Linked DNA regions of Homo sapiens: region 1 is linked to region 2. A link is a loop called in an ENCODE intact Hi-C map of the cell type or tissue named here. Cell type or tissue: chondrocyte. All regions are shown on one strand. Each heading gives the region's core, and the rest is flanking DNA. Links, peaks and the distances in the headings are about the cores only. Region 1 overlaps OLFM1 (olfactomedin 1). Region 2 has its middle 70 kb from the start of OLFM1.

Evidence for each region. Peaks named below come from ENCODE experiments on the same cell type or tissue, not always from the same donor. Only the 100,000 strongest peaks of a DNase experiment are listed, where the experiment ranks them.
Region 1: it touches region 2 in a loop (7-fold over the local background); 4 of 110 quality-filtered maps call a loop at or near these places.

What each region holds. Positions count from the first base shown.
Region 1 is chr9:135,095,861-135,101,230 of GRCh38, reverse strand. It overlaps OLFM1 (olfactomedin 1), which reads right to left. Exons shown (of 6, transcript NM_001282611.2): 3 at 5,212-5,367; 4 at 2,726-2,945. Among named protein-coding and RNA genes, the nearest start is that of OLFM1, 11 kb to the right of the region's middle. RefSeq lists an enhancer at 2,601-3,102. In chondrocyte, for the core only: no CTCF peak of the experiment used is centred there; no DNase peak of the experiment used is centred there.
Region 2 is chr9:135,154,499-135,159,868 of GRCh38, reverse strand. No RefSeq gene overlaps it. Among named protein-coding and RNA genes, the nearest start is that of OLFM1, 70 kb to the right of the region's middle. In chondrocyte, for the core only: no CTCF peak of the experiment used is centred there; a DNase peak (open chromatin) is centred at 3,173.

The sequences.
Region 1 (5,370 bases), core at 321-5,320, 59 kb after region 2:
TACTGGAGGCCACGTCTCACAGAAGCCCTCACCACCCAGGACGGCCGGCAGCGGGTGCCGGCTCCACCTTGCAGAAGGCCGGGCTCCTCAGCAACCTCCCAGCAAGGGAACAGGCTGCCAGGGTGGTCCTGAGATGGGTACCTATTTGCAAGGCTAAAATGAAGCTAAATTAAGCAGCTGCAGGATATTAATTTGGTGCTTAAGTTACTGAGCTTGAATGAAAGCCTGGGAAGAGGGAGGAGGAAGGTCAGCAGCTGCTAACTCTATCTATGTGTCAATCATCTATCAATCAATCAATCAATCAATCAATCATTTATCTATCTAACTACCTATCCAGTTATCAGTCAGCTGTCATCACCTCTCTATCCATCGACCTACCTGCCTACCAGCACCTCCTCTGCTGGGCACAGTGCTGAGCTCAGGATCTGAAGGACTTCCATGAATTACCATTCCATGAATTACCCCAGAGCTCAGGGACTCCCTGCACCATTTTACAGAGGAGGAGGCAGCTGAAACTCGAGAGGGGAAATGCCTTGGGGGAGTCGCACAGCTATCGAGTGGCATTTACTACCTTACAAAACTGCCTCCTCTAACGGGGGAGCTCAGTTTGCTGTGTGTCAAGATTAGCTGGGTGCTGGCTACGGGCAGATGCCAGGGCCCCACCTGCAGACGCTCTGATTCAGCAGCTCCGCCTACGTGTCGCAGCCCTTCCAAAGAAAGAATTAAACGCAGAGGTGAAACCAGGCAGCTGCACTCCAAAGGTGGGAGAAAGAGGGCCTCTGGAGGCCTGTTAACCCTCTCTCTTTACTCCCAAATCAATGGTGTTAGCAGCCCAAGGACGGCCATGTGATCTCTTTCACAAGACCCAAGATTTTAAGCTGCAAGGTAAACTCACCCAGCTACTAAAAATAGGCCAAGCACAGATGGGAAGGCCAGCTCATCCGGGAGGGGTGGTGCCCCCTCAGAAAGGCCCTTGGCTTCTCACTATTTGCAACTTTTTACTCCAAATCCTCACTTTGCTCCCTTGATTCCTTGATTGGAAAATGTGGAGGTTTTCTCTGGGTTTCTCCATGATGTGCCCTGTCTATTCCAGGGAGGGAAGACACTGCTCATGGGGAAATACATAACAACAACAAAAAGACCCCACCACTGGATTCTTCGGAGGCCGAGGGAGACCCCATAAGTGGGAGTGTTTGGAGGTCCTGGAGAGAGGGGCAATGGTGAGGTCACTCAAGGTCACGATGGGTAGCAAGCCGAAGACAGTACCCAAGGGCAATAGTTATATAGCCCCATGATCGTTAATACAGCCCTATCATCATTAACATTCACACCAACTCCTAGAAAGTCAAACACTCACACCAACTCCTAGAAAGTCAAATTGGGAAGCCATGGTAGAGGCCATCTGGCCCAGACCCCCCTCCTGGGACTGTCTGAGATCACCCAGCCACTGTCATACCAGGGCTGGGCACCATGGAGCACAGAGCTGAAAGAATGCAGTTAGCAGCCCCCGTGAGACACAGCCAGCATGCACACATCAAAATGGATTAGTTCTCTGACTCCAAGCATTTCTTATTGTCTCTGTTTCGGGACTGGGGAATTTAAAGCTTTGTGCGTTCACTGAGGACACCTAGAAGAGCGTTTAAAAATCACCTAAATTGGGAACCTGGGAAACCAAGGGTTTGGCTGACTCTTTTCTTTCCCCTTGAATATTCTCTCTCTTCACCTGACTAACATTAGAGGTTTTTTTTTAAAGTGTTCTTTTTGGATGTTTTAGGTTTATAGTAAGGCACTTGGAGTGTGTGTGTGTGGAAGGGAGAGTAGAAATAAAAAGGTAATCCAGTTAGAACATCAGAGAAAGCCTGAGATAAACTTCATAAGGCAAAATCACCCTAAAATTACCCTAAGTTACCCTAAAAAGTAGGTAGTATGAAAACAACAACCTTTGTGTTATTAAACAAAAAACAAAAAACAAAAACAGCTTGGTGAGGACGGATGGCTAATATTTCTTAAGAAAAATTAAAAGTGGAATTGGGATTTGAAATGTGCTATTTAAAAGCAGACTCAGACACTAATGTGTTAATATTTCTCCTAGTAATTAACTGGAAAGTTGATAAGGTGAATGGGTAATCAATCAGAAATAAGAATCCAAATGGGTCACCCCACACTGGGGGTCTTTCTTAGGAAACACACCCGAGGAAGGGGTTCATTTGCTCAGAGGCTCCTCCCCTTCCAGGCTGTGAGCAGGGGCTCCCTCCCGTGCTGTGAATGGCAGCTCTACTGAGATGTGATTGAATTTTGTTCCCTTTTTTATTCAAACTATGCATGATTCAATATTTCAGGAGCTCCACCAGCCCCCGTTCTCAATCCGGAGGAATCTGAGATGTTATTGCCAGCCCTATTAAACTGGTGTCTTCAATGCACACACACATACGATTCACACACACACACACAATCTGCCAGATGGTATGCTATTTTTTTCCAGATGTGCGACTCAGCGGGGTCTGTGGCCTCTGCACAAGACCCGGCTCTGAACAATGCCCTAGGATGGGTGTGGCCTACGCTCCTCCTTTGCTGTCTCTCAAGGTAGACCTGCCCAGGAGCCCTAATCCAGCCATCACCTCGCGAAGCCAGGCGGGCGCTGTCCACTTCAGCACCACTCCCTAAGCCTGTGCGTGTGCCGGAGGTGGGCAGTGCAGCGCCACGTCCCGCAGGGTACTGGGCCTACCTAGTTTTTGCATGCATGCACGGAGCCTTTCTTCAAGATTGGACACTCTGCTCTGAAGTTCATCGTAGTCATAGGCGCCAATTTCCTCTTGCAGCTCGTTAAGCACTGACGTCAGATTCTGGACCTCCTCTTTAAACTGCAATACCAATTTGGCATCGGCCTTGTACTCTTCCAACACAGGTATCAAAGGCCTAAGTTCATCCATTTTCGCTTTTATCGCCTGCAAGGTTAAAATAAGCTGGTTCAGTGCGATGCATGCAAGAACTCTCACACCCTGCCTTGGCCTGGCTTCTCCCTAGGTGAGGGAAAGTGTGTATATTCCCGCTTTATTTACAGGCTTATTTGTTCTGGTCCAAATGAGTTAGAAGAGCATATTAAACAGTCCTCAGAACACCAGCATATTTGGGAAAGGTCTTTATTGTCAGTTTAGAATGCAACATCTTAAGGTTACATGCTTTGAGTCACATACACGAAGTTTTTTTTTTCTTTCTTTTTCAAAAAATGCATTGACAAGGGTTCAAACTATTCATGAAATGCAGCTACAGTCGCATGCAAAGGAGGATCCTGGTTGTATTCAAGGTTCCTTAGTGAAATGGTGCTAAGTATTGGAAAATAATAGTAAAAATGCATGGTGCAAAAAGCTCTCTGGCTCTCTTTCATGGTTACATGGGAGTGGACTGCTTCTTCAGTCACTGCAGCATTGAAAAAACTCTTTTAAGTTAGCCCTGCAAGTAAGAAAATGAAATACCGTTGAAGAACTAGCTCACTAGCCTGCCTGAAACAGACAGCCATCAGGAAACACATATTTGCATGGTCAGTTAGAAAAATCCCACTGTAATGCTCGAGTTAGTCAAAACAAACTGCTTTAAGAGTTATTGAGATTCCCTCGTCACAATTTCTGTTGGAATTTTTTTAATGCGGTTTAGCACAGTATAGGCAAGCGCTTGCTTTTCTTCCCCCAGAGCCACAGCACCCCAAAATTGGAAACTCGGAGAGATGCCTGTGTCAACAACGTTTGCCAAGATGAGCTACCTCCCAGTTGCTGAAGACACCCCCCTCGTTAGAGGAGTCTGCTGGCCGCAGAGAAGGGAGTGCTGGCTCAGAGACATAAATGCTTTTTTGGTTAGACAGGTCAACATCTCTCCCTCCAGAGTAATTCATGATGACCAGCCAGATGCGAGGACAAAAATGTCCAACTGCCTCTGATGAGCACAATCGGCTCATTTCACCTCAACAGGATTGGGCCTGCTATTATTTTATTTATAATATAGATTTATAATTTCATTAGCTTGCCATTTCATCTATTTAATGTATCATTTTTAAAAGAGAATTAGTTCTTGCCTCATGCAGGGAGCACATCGAAGAAAAACATTAGCATAAAAAGGACGGGAAGACAGAGACAGAGTACACCAGCAGTTTCTAGTCGGGCGAGGCTGTGTAATTTGACCTGTTCATTTACATCTGGGCTGGATTTCTAATTAAAATGCATGTATACCTTCATTAAGGCGGCATATAACGTTTCAGTCGAATCGCACTGAGATGGAGTCAACTGTGGGCATCTCTCTACCTGGCTGCACATCTGTATCTATGATTTTAGGTCAAACAAACACCAGTTTTAATGTCCAGAGTTACCCGGAGAAGCAGAACACTTCCCACGAGGTGGAAAGGAGGCTGGCATCTCTCTCTTTTTTCCCTGCAAGTCTATGGTATGCTTTGTCATGGCTAGATTAGGTCAGATGTGAAAACTGCCCTGAGAGATTCCTGCTCCAGAATGGCCCTCATCAATTCAGCTAATCTTTGGCTAATGTGATTTACCTGCAGCAGCTGCAGAATGACAAGGGCCAATAACGATGTCCCTTCCCAGCTAATATTCGACTTGGCTCGGGCAGCGCAGGATCTCAGACCCCTGGCTTCCAAACCACACTGACGGGGGCTTGGGGGCGAGTGTATGCTGCTGCCACCACTCAGGCCGCCCCTGTCAAGGTGGCTTCTGCCAAGCCAGGGCCAGTGGTGGCCTCCCTACTGCCAAGGGCAACAGTCCTTTCAAGGCACAGAACAACCTTTGCTATGCTTCTCCCTGCCCCAAATGACCATTTCTGTAGGGAAAGGGAGAGCATGAAGGGAAAGCACACCCAGCCTCAGAGGAGGAGAAGAAGGAGAGGGAGGAGGAAGAGGAGGAGAAGAAGGAGAGGGAGGAGGAAAAGGAGGATGAAGAGGATGAGGGGGAAGAGGAGGAGAAGAAGGAGAGGGAGGAGGAAGAGGAGGAGAAGAAGGAGAGGGAGGAGGAAGAGGAGGATGAAGAGGGGGAGGAGGAGGAAGAGGAGGAGAAGAAGGAGAGGGAGGAGGAAGAGGAGGATGAAGGGAGGAGGAGCAAGAGGAGGAGAAGAGGAGGAGGAAGAAGAGAAGGAGGAGAGGAGGGAGGGGAAGGAGGAGGAAGAGGAGGAGGAGGAGGATAAGGGGAGGGAGAGGGGGAGGAACATGCATACCTTAAACTGCCTGGCCAGGTGTTGCTTATGACTCTCCTCCACCTGTTTGAACTTGGACTCCAGTCCTTTCATTTGGTTCTCCATCTTCTCCACGTACTGCAAGTCTCTCTGGGTCCGCCTGTCCAAGACCTCTATGGATTGAGACATGTTCTGCACCTG
Region 2 (5,370 bases), core at 309-5,308:
GGAAGCCAGTGGGTGTTTTCCGTGAATGATTTTGACAGCCAGTCGTCCCCCCATGCACACGTATCTTACACACACGCCTTCCTTCCTTGCCAGCATTGGCCCTGCAAAGAGGCACCCTGGGCTCCAGGTCCCAGTGGCCATCAGACAGCTGAACACCCAAAGACCAGCTGGGCTTTCCAGTCCCACAGGTCTTCGGGAATTGTCAAGTCTTATCCTATGTCCCTGTACAATTTGGCTGAATCCCCCATCTTTCTGTGCCTCAATTTCCCTGCCTTTAAAATGGAGGCGTTTGGAGCTCAGTGGTTCTCCAGCTTTGTTAGTGGCAGAAATTTCTTTTTCTCCAGACTGATCTGAAGCAGAGGAGAGTAGAGCTACTCTGGAAGAAGCAGGGTGGGGTCCTGAGGGCATGGAAATGACCAGAAAGGATGTTCTCTTAGTCCCTTGGGGCTTCAGTTTCCCCATCTATAAAATGGGGCTAACAAGGGCACCTCCCTCATTGAGTGGGTGAAAGGTCAGGGTGAGGCCATCCAGGTGAAGGGCCTGGGGCTTGCACCTGTGCTGGGTAACAGTCAGCCATCACCATTGTAATCAGCTTCCCTCCTACCCAGGGAGAGACCCCAGGAGGGGAGGGGACATTTCACATGGACCAGGTGCTATACAAACTCAGTGAACCCCAATTCCCCCTCTAAGTGGGCGCTCTGTATTTACAGGCAAAATTCAGAGACTCAGCTAATACAAGGGAATTGTCCAAGGTCACTCCAACAGCCAGCAGCAGTGACAAGGTTCATAGCACATCTGTCTCACTCCAGACAGCCCCTCCTTTCCCCATCCCCTGCCCACTTGGCTCCAGCCTTTTTGAACATCTCCCTGAAGCTGTGATGGCCACGCTGACCCATCAGCCTGCCCTCCATGATAAGCACTAAAATGATCGCCATGGGCATCCTCTGCTGGATGGGGCGAGTGCGCAGAGCCTCTGTCTGTATTCGGCTTAGTGGAGCCAGGGGATGCAGCCTGTTTGCACAGACTCTCGTACCCTAGGACTTAGTGGCACCAGCTGTGGCAGAGCCTGCCCCTTCGCTGAGTCAGCATTAGCAGAGTTTCTTGGTGTCTAGTGGGATTCTGTGAATCGTCATGGTGAAGAATGTGCATCTTGCCTGGAGAGACAGCAGTTTTTCATCCTTGGGATTTTGAACAAGCTCCTTGCAGAAGTCTGGCTGCCTAAGGACATCTGGAGCAAATTTAACACAAACTTTCACCATCTCCCCACTCCCAAGGAGGAGTACATACATGAAGACCCAAGTCCCAGAGCTTGTGGAGTACCCGTGTCTCATGGCTCTGGCTATGGGCAGGAGAGGCCAGCCTTGGGGATGGAACTCTTTCACCCTCAGGCTCTGGCCTCCTAAGATGAATGAACAGGGGAAACGGCTATTTCCAGAGCACTGGGAGGCTCCAACCCCTCTCAGCTGTGTAAAAACATGCCTGTGGTTCTCCAGCCTGCCAACCCGATGTGCCTTCATGTGTAACTCCGGACCTGCAGCCTGAGGCTGGGAAGGGCTAATTAGCCTCAGATTTTCCCAATTGTCCCTGCTTTTCACAAAGATCCATCTCAGATCTTCTCCTCAGTCATATCACCCTATTCAGGCTCATTCTCCAGGTGAGATGGGACACGTTTACTCAGAGGACAAGTCACCCTGCATGCATCAGTCTCAATTCCAGGACCAGAGGACATTAATAACTCCACTTCCACTCCCAGAAGATAGTGGCTCTGCACGCAGGTCTTGCTTGAACCTCGAGAACAAACAAAACTGCCTGGGGCTCCAGCTCCAGATAATCTCTCCAGCCCCATCTCACCACCTCTCCCTGAGCTTCGGGCAGTATTCCAGACATACCGGAAAACTTTTTGACAGATCACATTTCTAATTAAGTTTCTCTTTCCATGAAATAACATAGCTGATTTCTCTTCTTCTTCTTCTTCTTCTTCTTTTTTTTTTCATTTTCCAATTAGCATTTTGGAACTTAAAAAATGTTGGCCAGGCATGGTGGCTCACGCATGTAATCCCAGCCCTTTGGGAGGCTGAGGCAGGAAGATCACGAGGTCAAGAGATGAAGACCATCCTGCCCAACATGGTGAAACCCCGACTCTACTAAAAGTACAAAAATTAGCTGGGTGTGGTGGTGCACACCTCTATTCCCAGCTATTTAGGAGGCTGAGGCAGGAAAATCGCTTGAATCTGGGAGGCGGAGGTTGCAGTGAGCTGAGATCACACCACTGCACTCAAGCCTGGCGACAGGGTGAGACCCCATCTCTAAAAACAAGTTAAAGGACCATTATGGCAAGATGGATATAAGCTCAGACTTTGCTGTCATGGAGTTTTAGGTTTGAACCCTGGCTCTGCTACCCATCGGCTCTGCAGTCTTGAGCCGGGACTTACACTCCCTGATCCATGAAATGGGGAGGTAATAATAGTGGCTTCCAGGGTTGCTGTGGATTACATGAGATAGTGCATGGGGAGCATTCAGCATGAGCCTAGCACAGACTCATGCTGGAGAAGCAGTGGGTGCCCATGAAATTTTTATGAAGCATCCTGTTATGAAGATACAGAAAGACAAAAGAAAAGGAAAGAATGGAGGAGGGAGGGAGGGAGGGAGGAAGGAAGGAAGGAAGGAAGGAAGGAAGGAAGGAAGGAAGGAAGGAAGAGAGGGAGGGAGGAGTGAAGTAGTAAAAAATCTCCAACAGGGCCATTTGGGAGGAGAGACTAACATAACAACACTCTCTCTCATCTCAAATACTAGAGTGGGCTTTAAATTGGATTTGAGCTCTGACCCTCTAAAGGAGCTATTTCTAGAGTCTCCCTCTTTGAAAATGGAAGCAAAGATAGGACCCCAGCTCTTCTGCCTGAAAGCCTTGGAAGAGGAACGGCGGACTTGGAGCCACGTGGGAGGCTGTTCTCACGTCCTCCCGCTCGCTCTTCACAGACATTCCTAATTGATTAGCTCGTTCCCTTCCATCCAGCTTGGGCTCTGCCCCACAGGCCTCATCAACTCGGAGAGTGGGGTCACGCCGTCACGTGGATAGAGCTGGAGAAGATGGGAAATTCTTGGCCTCTTGGAGCTAAGACCTTGAGGCAGCTTGGGAGGTCAGCACCATGGACAGATCCCACTGAGGCGCGGGCTCTCGGACTTCTGGCCTCTGGGCGTTGCTGCTGCTTTTGCCTTTCCAGGGCCCTGCCAGCACCTGAGGAAGCATGGTCAGAGCACTGCGTAGGCGGGAGAATCATCCCATGCTCACACCTTACTGACCACCAGGCTGCAAACCAGAGGCCCGCAGTGGAGGAGAAAATGCTGAGCTTGCCAGGCAGTGCTAATGAAACTTGAGACCTTTCCTAAGTTTCTGGAGACCTCTGTCCCTACTCCTTTTAATCCAGTTTTCACTTCCGCATGCAGCTTGTGGAAGTCCAAAATCTGGTTATTGCCAAGGAATGAAAACTGCATATTTTTCCAAGATAGGTAAGTCCCATCCAAAGCTGGGGAGAAGATGCGTTGTCTCTGGGGGGACCTGGTGGCACTGGGAGCTTCTGCAGCGGTGGATTCATCCAACACAGAAGTAAATGCAGCTCTCTGATGTGTGCAACAGAATGCCAGCTACAGTCATCATCGGACGCCCCGTGCCAGGCCCGTGCTAAGTGTTCCCTGTGCATGACCGAGGTACCTATTCCTGCTCCCTTCCACGCTGTTGATAAAGCAATTTCGGGAGGATGAGGGGCTTTCTTGTGGCTGTGCAACCAAAGGGAGGGGCTTCGAGGAAGTCAGATTTTCTTTTCTATTTTTCTTTTCTCTTTCTTTCTTTGTTTTTTTTTTAGATGGACTCTCACTCTGTCACCCAGGCTGGAGTGCAGCCATGCGATCTCAGCTCACTGCAACCTCCACCTCCCGGGTTCAAGCGATTCTCCTGCCTCAGCCTCCCCGAGTAGCTGGGATGTCAGGCACGTGCCACCACACCCAGTTAATTTTTGTATTTTGACTAGAGACGGGGTTTTGCCATGTTGGCCAGGCTGGTCTTGAACTCCTGACCTCAGATGATCCACCCACCTCAGCCTCCCAAAGTGCTTGGATTACAGGCGAGAGCGACTGTGCCTGGCCGGAAGTCAGATTTTCTTTGCCAGAAGAAAACGCCTGCATGTCAGCCAAATGCAGACCCTAATGATCTGTGTTCCATCCTGTGACGTGAGGAGGAGGCTGTCCCCTGGGAACAGCATGGCAGGCATGCACCCAGTATCTCTCCTATCATTTTTCCTTGGCAGCAACAGTTTGATGCAGCAGGCCTGGCTGCCAGTGTTCAGATCTACACAGCACTGACGCAGGGACTGCCCATGGGACCCAGTTCCAGTGATGAGATGTAAGCAAAAGTCCACTGTGGGGGGCTCCTGGAAGCTGCTGGTTTCTTCATTAGAGGAAGCAGACTCAGCTGCTCACATCTTTTGTCTTTTACCCTTTCCCCTTCCAACAGCCTAGAATGTGAATGATGTCCGGGGCACTGCAGCTGTTCTGTGGCCATGAGGCTGAGAGTGGGACGATGAAGGAGCCTGCATCCATATTGTTCCTCTGGAGTCACCACAGTGGGCATGATGGCAGGCCTCTGGACTTATTGTTCTGTGGAAAAATAAATCTGAATCTGGACAAGCCCCCGTGGTCAGGCTTCTGTGACACACAGCTGAATTCCACCTCGACCTGGTCCCCCATCTCACTGGAGCCTCTAATGAAGGAATACATTTAGACCGCCCTCTTGGTCCTGTGCAGGACGAGGCCTTGGGAAATGGATGTGAAAACTGAACTGCTCCTCTTGACAGTTGCCTGGACCAGTTCTTTTCACAGACAGAAGGATACGAGATAGCAATGCTTAGCTTTGAGTGGCAGAATTCACTGCAGAGTTTCAAGGAAGCCTAATCTCCATCACAGAAAAAAAGCAGACTTGATTTTGGCTTTGCAGTTCACGAAGAATATCCTATCAGCCTGTTGGACTTGGAGCTACCTGCATCAGGATGACCTGGGGAGGCTGTGGAAATAGATTCCTGGGTCCTGCCCAGGCTCCCTTCATCACAATCCCTGAAGGAAGGAGGCAGGAATCTGCAACTTCAACAAGCTCCGGCCCCTTCCCCTTTGAGTCCTACACCTCTACAGTTGAGCTCCTGACCTGCTCCAATGTCTATTCTCACGTGGGATGTCCCCTAAGCCTTACAAAGCATGCATAGCCCCAGCCCCTCACCCAGCCCAGGGCTTCTCTTGCCATGGGATTTCTCTGACCTTTCCAGGGAAAAGGCCCCTCAGCTGCTACTCTTCCCCATTGAGAACGCTTAGCTCAGCCCTGAAAGA